Linked DNA regions of Homo sapiens: regions 2 and 3 are each linked to region 1. The links are chromatin contacts, found by Hi-C or POLR2A ChIA-PET in ENCODE. All regions are on one chromosome and are shown on one strand. Each heading gives the region's core, a stretch centred on a gene start or an enhancer-like site at or near the end of the contact. The rest is flanking DNA. Distances are from core to core; before and after follow the strand shown.

The links. Hi-C counts contacts between places; a loop is a spot of excess contacts on that map. ChIA-PET counts read pairs that join two places held with the same protein, here RNA polymerase II (POLR2A). Pooled maps may share reads with other maps.
Region 2: a map of B cell shows a loop between it and region 1 (26-fold over the local background). The contact joins the promoter of ZNF320 here to the promoter of ZNF808 in region 1. A Hi-C loop is called at or near these places in 2 of 168 maps with a recorded cell type or tissue (B cell and CD8-positive, alpha-beta T cell), 5 of 37 single-sample maps with no recorded cell type and 14 of 50 pooled maps. POLR2A ChIA-PET finds 5 or more read pairs at or near these places in 3 of 52 experiments (Panc1, WTC11 and endothelial cell of umbilical vein).
Region 3: a loop to region 1 is called in a map of CD8-positive, alpha-beta T cell, with 15 times the contacts of the local background. The contact joins the promoter of ZNF888 here to the promoter of ZNF808 in region 1. A Hi-C loop is called at or near these places in 2 of 168 maps with a recorded cell type or tissue (CD4-positive, alpha-beta T cell and CD8-positive, alpha-beta T cell), 1 of 37 single-sample maps with no recorded cell type and 13 of 50 pooled maps. POLR2A ChIA-PET finds 5 or more read pairs at or near these places in 1 of 52 experiments (B cell).

The regions. Positions count from the first base shown.
Region 1 is chr19:52,526,378-52,529,111 of GRCh38, reverse strand. ZNF808 (zinc finger protein 808) reads right to left here and starts at 1,444. Exons shown (of 5, transcript NM_001039886.4): 1 at 1,401-1,444. RefSeq lists enhancers at 1,171-1,998, 1,999-2,734.
Region 2 is chr19:52,896,245-52,899,171 of GRCh38, reverse strand. ZNF320 (zinc finger protein 320) reads left to right here and starts at 1,537. Exons shown (of 6, transcript NM_001351774.2): 1 at 1,537-1,652. RefSeq lists enhancers at 1,523-1,602, 1,803-2,002.
Region 3 is chr19:52,921,965-52,924,846 of GRCh38, reverse strand. ZNF888 (zinc finger protein 888) reads left to right here and starts at 1,419. Exons shown (of 5, transcript NM_001393938.1): 1 at 1,419-1,478. It overlaps ZNF888-AS1 (ZNF888 antisense RNA 1), which reads right to left and starts at 1,498. Exons shown (of 2, transcript NR_186336.1): 1 at 1,383-1,498; 2 at 768-1,174. RefSeq lists enhancers at 1,037-1,206, 1,487-1,536, 1,026-1,757, 1,758-2,491 and a silencer at 1,297-1,346.

The DNA.
Region 1 (2,734 bases), core at 195-2,694:
GAGCCACTGTGCCTAGCCCCCCTTTCTTCATTACTGCGCTTCCCTCCCTAATTCTGTACATATCTCTCATTCTCCCCCTTCTCTCTCTAGCTCTTGTTTTCTTTTCTTTCTCCCTGGGATTCTGCTCTTCATTTTGTACCCCTCTTCTCTTCTGCTGTTTATCCCCCTTCTTCCCTCTATTCCTTCTCTTCCATCTCTTCTGCTCCATCCTCGCAACTTATTTAACCTCTTATTGCTCCTTCTCCCCAATCTTTCAATCGTCCTCAATCTCCATCTATTTCTGCCTCTTCACCCATCTCTGCGCCTCCTCTGCTCTCCCTGTTAAATTCTCTCTTCCCTGATATACTCCCCTGTCCCCACTCTGTGTCACCCCAGATCCCCAGGTGTCCTCCCTGCTGTGTTTCTCCCTCGGTTCTCCTTGACACCAGCACCACTCTGCTCTGTCTGCCCTGGCTCCAAATCCCTCCCTCTCTCCCTCACTCTGATGAGCCTCCCTCTTTGCTGCCACTCTCCCTACCTTGCCGTCCTTCATCTCTGTGTACATCTAGCTTTTCTCTACATTTCTCCAGTTGCTTTTCTCCACCTGCTTTTCTAGGTATTTTGTTGCTTTCTTTTTCCACTTTCACCATATCTTGGCATATCCCTCACCAATCCTCTATTTTGCCATCTGTTATGGGCCTTTCTTATTCTTTCTCTGTCTCAGGTTTTCTACTGCTGTCTGTCTCCTGATCCCTTCGGCCCACACAATCGCAGGAGGGTTTGGAGTAAGACGCCTGCATCCCGGAGGAGCGCGTTTTCCAAGGGCTGGAGCTCGGCAGGCAAGAAGACCCCATGTCACAGGACAGGGCCCTGCGTCCTTCCCAGTGTGGGTTCAATGGAAGCGGTGACTGCGGAGGAGAGACCTGGGGAGCCGCAGGCTCTGGCACGAGTAGGGAGGTGGGAGGAGGGGGGACGGCGCCTTGGGAGAAGGATGGGGTCTGCAAGATCCCAGGACCAGGCAGAGGACGCGGCCTCCCTGGGACTGGGGCTGCGGCGCGACGCTCCAGGGGCCGACGAGGGGTGGCTGGGAGGTGCGCCCCGGGCAAGAATCCACCTCGTGGGTGAAGACTTTAAATAGCGCGAGGAGGGAAGAGTCAGAAGAAGGTTTTGAGCAGAAAAACTACGCAATAGAAAGTGTATACATTGCCCTATAGCAGACAGACCCGGGACGGGACCAGCCTCCAGACGACTTTAAACCCGAAAGGAAGCGACACCCGGCCTCTCACTGGGCTGTCTCAATTTGCTCTGGGCGAAGGAAGACGGGCGAGAATTTCCAGGTCTGTGGGGACCCCACGTCCCAGGGACAGAAGCGGCGGGGACCTGGGAAGCGGAGACTTAATGCAACACAGAGCAAAACTCACCATGGCGACGTGACCTTCACTCCACCCGATCCGCTTCCGGGTTTGCGTTAATCTCCGCGCGCAGGACGGAAGCCAGGCCTGGGCGGGAGGTGGGAGGAGGTGGGCGGGGCCTGGGCGAGGTAGCGGCGGGGCGCGAGGCGCTGAGACCTTGCCCTTTAGAACCGGCAGAGGGCGGGGCCGGGGCGGGGCCGGGGCGGGACTTGCGCGTCTTTCAGCCTCTCTCCTAGCGTCTCTGTTTTTAGGTTGTGGAGGCGAGAGCGCCAGAAAGTCTGAGGCATGATTCCAAAGCCCTGGAATTGTCTGGAACCGGGATGCAAACTAGAATGTGAAATGCAAAGCCCTGCCTGGGCGGCATGTACGATGTCATGGTGACGGCCCACGGAACAGAATAGATGTCCTCTCCCTTTCTATCTCCATTCACTAGGGAGGGAGAGTCCACCCTGAGCTCAGCTTCAGAGACTTCCTTAAAGCCACCGCCAGGGGTGCGGGACGGAGTGCTTAGGCCAGGAAGGAGTGAGGTCACCACCTGCTGCTTAAACACAGCAGAGGCGCGGGGGCGGGAGCCTCAGGTCCCAGCTACTCAGGAAGCAACGGAGAGAATTGCTGAGCCTGGGGTCCCAAGCCAGCCTGGGCGACAAAGTAACACCCACTGCGGCAGGTCTCCCTTCCTAGTCTCTCTCTCTCTCTTTCCCTTTTTTTTTTTTTGGAGACAGAGTCTCACTCCGTCGCCCAGGCTGGAGTGCCGTGGAGTGATCCCAGCTCACTAGAACTTCCGCCTCCTGGTTTCAAGCGATACTCCGGCCTCAGCCTCCCGAGTAGCTGGGACTACAGGCATGCGCCACCATGCCCAGTTAATTTTGTATATTTAGTAGAGACAGGGTTTCACCATGTTAGCCAGGCTGAACTCCCGACCTCAGGTGATCCGCCCACGTCGGCCTCCCAAAGTGCTGGGATTACAGGCGTGAGCCACCGCGCCCGGGCCTTTTCCCTTTTTAAAAAAAAAAAAAAAACTTTTTTAAATAAAATTTTTGATGGTGTGACATAGGGATCCAACATTACTCTTTTCCATGTGGATATCCAGTTAGTTGTCCCAGCACATTTGTGGAAGAGATCTATTACTTTATTATTATTATTATTATTATTACTATTATTGAGACACAGTATTTCTGTTGCCCAGGCTGGAGTGCAGTGGCGAGATCTCAACTCAATGCAGCCTCTGCCTCCTGGGTTCAAGCGATTCTCCTGCCTCAGCCTCGGGAGCAGCTGGCATTACAGGCGCGTGCCACGATGCCCGGTTAATTTTTGTATTTTTCATAGAGACGGGGTATCACTAC
Region 2 (2,927 bases), core at 288-2,787, 370 kb before region 1:
ACCTGTACCTCTTCAAATGATAAAAAGCTTCATCGCTACCTTAGTTCACCAAAATGATTCAGCACAAGTGTACTATATGAATCACTATCAATCTATTACACAAAAAGACATAAGTAGCAAAAACAAGAGTAAGAACTCCCACTAATAAAAAGTGAGACTCTCAAAAAGAAGAAATAAAGGAAGACAGAGACCCTCTCATATTGTTTTATACTCAGTACCTGTTTTAAGAAAAAACAACAAGAAAGTAAAACCAAAGACAGGCAGCCCCGGGGCCAGGCCCGAAACCAGGCCTGGGCCTGCCTGGCCTAAACCCAGTAGTTAAAAATCAACTTATGGCTTAGAACCCAATGTTATTCATAGATTCCAGACATTGTATAGAAGAACATTGTAAAACTCCCCGCTCTGTTCTGTTTCTCTCTGACCACCGGTGCATGCATCCCCTGTCACGTACCGCCTGCTCGCTCAAATCAATCACGACCCTTTCATGTGAAATCTTTAGTGTTGTGAACCCTTAAAAAGGACAGAAATTGTGCATTCAGGGAGCTCGGATTTCAAGGCAGTAGATTGCTGACGCTCCCAGCTGAATAAAGCCCTTCCTTCTACAACTCAGTGTCTGAGAAGTTTTGTCTGCCGCTAGCCCTGCTACACACTGTTACAATGTCAATGCTTTTTTTAAAAATCCCTTTTTTTCTTATTGAGGCGGAGGAAGGAGCTCTGGGGTAGAGGGTCTTACTTTGTCGCCCACGCTGGCCTGGACCTCCGGGCTCAGCGGTCTTGCGGCTCCTGCTTCCTGAGTAGCCGGGACCCCAGACTCGCCACCTCGCCCACATCCCTGCTGTGTTTAAGCAGGAGGTGGTGACCTCACTCCTCCCTGGCCTGAGGCCTCCGCTCCGCACCCCAGGCGGTGGCCCTGAGGAAGTCTCTGGAGCTGAGCACAGGGTGGATTCTCCCACCCCAGTGAATGGAAAATAGAAAGGGAGAGGATTTGCTATTCTGTTCTGTGGGCCGTCAGCAGGAAATTGGAGGTTTCGCTGAGGCAGAGCTTTGTATTTCGCATTCTAGTTTGCATTCCTTCCCTTGACAACTTCCAGATTTTGGACATAAATTGCTAAAATTAATTTCAATAGCAAGGAACTTTCCTGGGTCCAATGACCGCCTCACGTTGACTTCTCAGGGAGGTACTATTTCAATGACTGCTGAGCTGCTCCAGCCTCACTGGCGGCTTTCGCCTCCAAAACCTGGAAAAAAGGCGCAGAGAGCGAGATGGAGGAAAGCTCAGGACCCACCCGCTTCTCGCCCCCGCCGACCCCTCATAGCCCAGGACTCTTCTCCCAGCCAGGCCCCTTGTTTCTCAACCCCGCCCCGGCCTTGTTCAGGCCCCGCCCACCTCTTCGCGTCTCATCCCGGCCTAGTCCAGGCCCCGCCTACCTTCTCGGGGGTCCCGCCCAGGCCTGGCCTCTGTCCTGCGCTGATTGGCATAGACCCGGAAGCGGATGGCAGGGACTGAAGGTCACACCACAGCGCGTGAGTTTCGCTCTGTTTTATGTGTGCTTCCCAGTCCTGTGGTGCTGCTATACCGGGGACGTTGAGTCCCCACAGACCTGGAAATTGCGGCCCCTCTTTCTCAACCCAGAGCAAATTGAGACGTCCGGGTGAGAGTCCGTGAGTCCCTTCGAGTTTAAAGTGGCCCTGAGGCAGGTCCCGTCCTCGGTCTTTCTGCAGTGGGGTCGTGCAGACACCTCCTATCGCGGAATTTTCCTTCTCAAAACCCTTCCTGACCTGTCCTCCCGCCTCGCGCTGTTTCAAGTCCTCACCCGCGAGCTGGATTCCAGCCCTAGGCGCCTCCCACCGTCGCTCTCGGCGGCTTCAGGAGCGCCGCGCCTCAACCCCGGTTCCCGGGAGGCCGCGTCCTCTGCCTGGTCCTAAGATCCTGCAGACGCCACCCCTGTCCGAAGGCTCCGTCGCTCCCCACCTCCCTCCTTGTGCGGTGTTGCTACCTAGTTCCAACTCCTGGAAAACGAATATATGCAATCAAGAAAGCACTCCACAGAGGGGAGTGGGCCCGAGCCAGCGTCTCCGGGGACCCGTTTAGAAAGTTTTAGGGGGTTAAAGTATTTATTTTGAGGTCCCTATGGGCTACCCCTTATCTGGATGAAGGATTTTTGGCCCTTGGCCAACGAAATGCTGAGGTGAATTGGCCCGAGGCCGGAGCAGATGGGTGCCCTATGCAGATGAAGGTGTGGCCGGTGCTTGGCCATGGCCACTCCTGGGCTCTTTCCCTTTCTGAGACGTGGTGGAAGGAGGAGGGCGGTAGGGACAGCGGCCTTTGATCCTTTGTTACTCCGGATGGGGAGATGGGGTTTTTCCTTTTTGTCTAGTTTTAGAAAGTTTGCCTTAATTGGCCTTAGATTCGCTGCCCCCAGACCCAGGACCCAGGTATTTCTTTTTTATTCTTTTTTATTGGAGATGGGGTCTCACTCTGTTGCCCAGGCGGGAGAGCGGTGACAGGATCACAGCTCACTGCATCATCAACATCCTATGCTCAAGCGATCCTGTCACCTCAGCCTGCAGAGTAGCTGGGACCACAGCCGCGCGCCACCACACCGCGCTAATTTTTGTGTACTTGGTAGAGACGGGCTTTTGCCTTGTTGCTCAGGCTGGTCTCCAACTCCAGGGCTCAAGCGATCCAGCTGTATCGCCCTCCCAAAATGCTGGAATTACAGGCATGAGCCACCATGCCCGCCTTGTTTCTTAATTAAAAAATAAATAAATAAAAATAAAGGCCGTGTGCAATGGCTCATGCCTGTAATCCCAGCACTTTGGGAGGCCAAGGCGGGCAGATCACCTGAGGTCAGGAGTTCGAGACCAGCCTAGTCAACATGGCGAAATCTCGTGTCGAATAAAATACAGAAATTAGCCAGGTGTGA
Region 3 (2,882 bases), core at 170-2,669, 400 kb before region 1:
TAATACCAGCTACTATGCAGGCTGAGTCAGAAGAATTGCTTCAACCCAGAAGGCAGAGGCTGCAGTGAGCCGAGATCTTGCCAATGCACTCCAGCCTGGGTGACAGAGAAATACTCTGTCTCAAAAAAAAAAAAGAAAAAGAAAAAAAAGTAAATAAAAAAAAGAAACTAATAGATGTCATCCACAATTGTGCTGGGACAACTAACTGGATATCCACATGGAAAAGAATAAAGTTGGATCCCTATCTCACACAATGAAAATTTTATTTTAAAAATTAAAAAAAAAAGAGATGAGGAAGGGATCCCTGCGGCAGGGGGTGTTACTTTGTCACTCAGGCTGGCTTGGACCTCCGGGCTCAATGATCCTCCCGCCACTGCTTCCTGAGTAGCTGGACCTCAGGCTCCCGCCCCCACTTCCACATTTCTGCTGTGTTTAAGTAGCAGGTGGTGACCTCACTCCTCCCTGGCCTGAACACTCCCTCCGGCATCCCAGGCGGTGGCCCTAGGGAAGTCTCTGAAGCTGAGCACAGGGTGGACTCTCCCTCCGAAGCAAATGGAGAATAGAAAGGGAGAGATTTCTATTCTGTTCTGTGTACCATCAGCATGAGATCGTACTTTCTGCCTAGGCAGGGCTTTGCATTTCACGTTCTAGTTTGCATCCCTGTTCCAGACAATTCCAGGGCTTTTGAATCATGCCTCAGCCTTCCTGGCCACTCTTGCCTCCGGTGTAGCAGGACGAGCCACAGACAAAACCTCTCAGACACCGAGTTGTAGAAGGAAGGGCTTTATTCAGCTGGGAGCATCGGCAAGCTGCCTTAAAATCCGAGCTCCCCGGGTGCACAATTTCTGTCCCTTTTAAGGGCTCACAACACTAAAGATTTCACATAAAAGGGTCGTGATTGAGCAATCTAGGGGATACGTAACAGGGACTACAGTCCCAGATATATACACAGGGGTTTCGTGCACTGGTAGAGAGAAACAGAACAGGGCAGGGAGTTTCATAATGTTCTTCTATACAATGTCTGGAATCTATGAAAAACATTGGTTTCTAAGTTATGAGTTGATTTTTAACTATTGGGTTTAGGCCAGGCAGGCCCAGGCCTGGTTTTGGGCGTGGCGCAGGGCTGCCTGTCTTCGGTTTTACTTCCTTGTTGTTTTTTTTCTTAAAACAGGTACTGAGTATAAAACAATATAAAACAATATGAGAGGGTCTGTCTCTTCCCTCACCAAAACCCGAAAAACAGCGGCTAGGTACGCGGCTGAGAGAAGCACAGATCCGCCCCCGCCCCGCGTCTGCCGGTTCTACAGGGCAGGTCTCTCCGCCTGGCGCCCCGCCCCTACCTCGCCCAGGCCCCGCCCCTACCTCGCCCAGGCCCCGCCCACCTCGTTGGCTCCACGGAGGCCTGGCTTCTGTCCTGTGCTTGTAGATTCGCCCGGACCAGGAAGCGGATCGCGTGGACTGGAAGTCACACTGCGGCGGTGAGTTTTGCTCTGTGTTGTATTGAGGCTGTGCCTCCAGGTCCCCGGCAATTCTGTACCTGGGATGTGGGGTCTCCACAGACCTGGAAATTCTCGCCCTTCTTCCTTCAACAAGAGCAAATGGAGACATTCCCCTAGGAGTCCGGAAGTCACTTCCTTTTGGGTTTAAAGTCGCCCTGAGGCTGCCCTGTCCTCGGTCTTTTTGCTATAGGGCAATGTATACAGTTTGTATCGCGTAGTTTTCCCGTTCACAACCGTTTGTTGACTCCTCCCACCCCGCGCTTTTTAAAGTCCTCACCCGAGAGGTGGATCCCTGCTCTGGCGCTTCCCAGCCTCACCCTCGTCGGCCCCTGGAGCCCAGCGCTGACACCACAGTCCCAGGGAGGCCGCGTTCTCTGCCCGGTGGTGGGATCCTGCGGACCCCACCCTTGTCCGAAGGCGTCATCTCCCCCCCACCTCCCTCCTCATGCCGGGCCCTGTTGCTCCCCAAGTCTCCCCTCCGCAGTCACCGCTTTCCCTGAGCCCGCGTTGGGGAGGTACCCGGGGCCTGTCCTGTGACACGGGGTGTTCTTGCCTGCCCAGCTCCAGCCCCTGGAAAATGCGCTTCTCTGGGATGCAGGCGTCTTACTCCAAACCCTCCTGTGATTGTGTGGGCCAAAGGGATCAGGAGACAGAGAGAGGGAATCAGAGAGCAGTAGAAAACCTGAGACAGATAAAAGAAGAAGGAGAAAGACCCATAACAGATGGCAAAGTAGGGGATGGTCAGGGATTTGCCAAGAGACAGCAAAAGTGAAAAAACAAAAGATAACAAAGCAGGAGGAGAAAAGCAACTGGAGAAATGTAGAGAAAAGCTGGATGTACAGAGAGATGAAGGACAGACAGCAAGGTAGGGAGAGGGGCAGCAAACAGAAAGGCTCATGAGAATGAGGGAGAGGAGGAGGGATTTGGAGCCAGGGCAGACAGAGCAGAGTGGTGCTGGTGGCAAGGAGAACAGAGGGAGAACCACAGCAGGGAGGACACCTGGGAAATCTGGGGTGCCAGAGAGTGGGGCCAGGGGGGTATAACGGGGAAGAGAGAATTTAACAGGGAGAGCTCAGGAGAGATGGGAGAAGAGGTGGAAATCTATGGACATTGAGAACAATCTAAAGATTGGGGAAAAGGAGCAACAAGAGGTTAAATAAGCTGTGGATGGAGTCCAGCTAATTTTTGTATTTTTAGTAGAGACAGGATTTCACCATGTTGGCCAGGCTGGTCTCAAACTCCTGACTTCAGGTGATCCACCTGCCTCGACCTCCCAAAGTGCTGGGAATACAGGTGTGAGCCATCACACCTGGCCACCTATGTATTCTTGAATGAAAAAAGTTACTTCTGTCTTAGTTCAACAGCTGACTCTCTTTCCCTGTT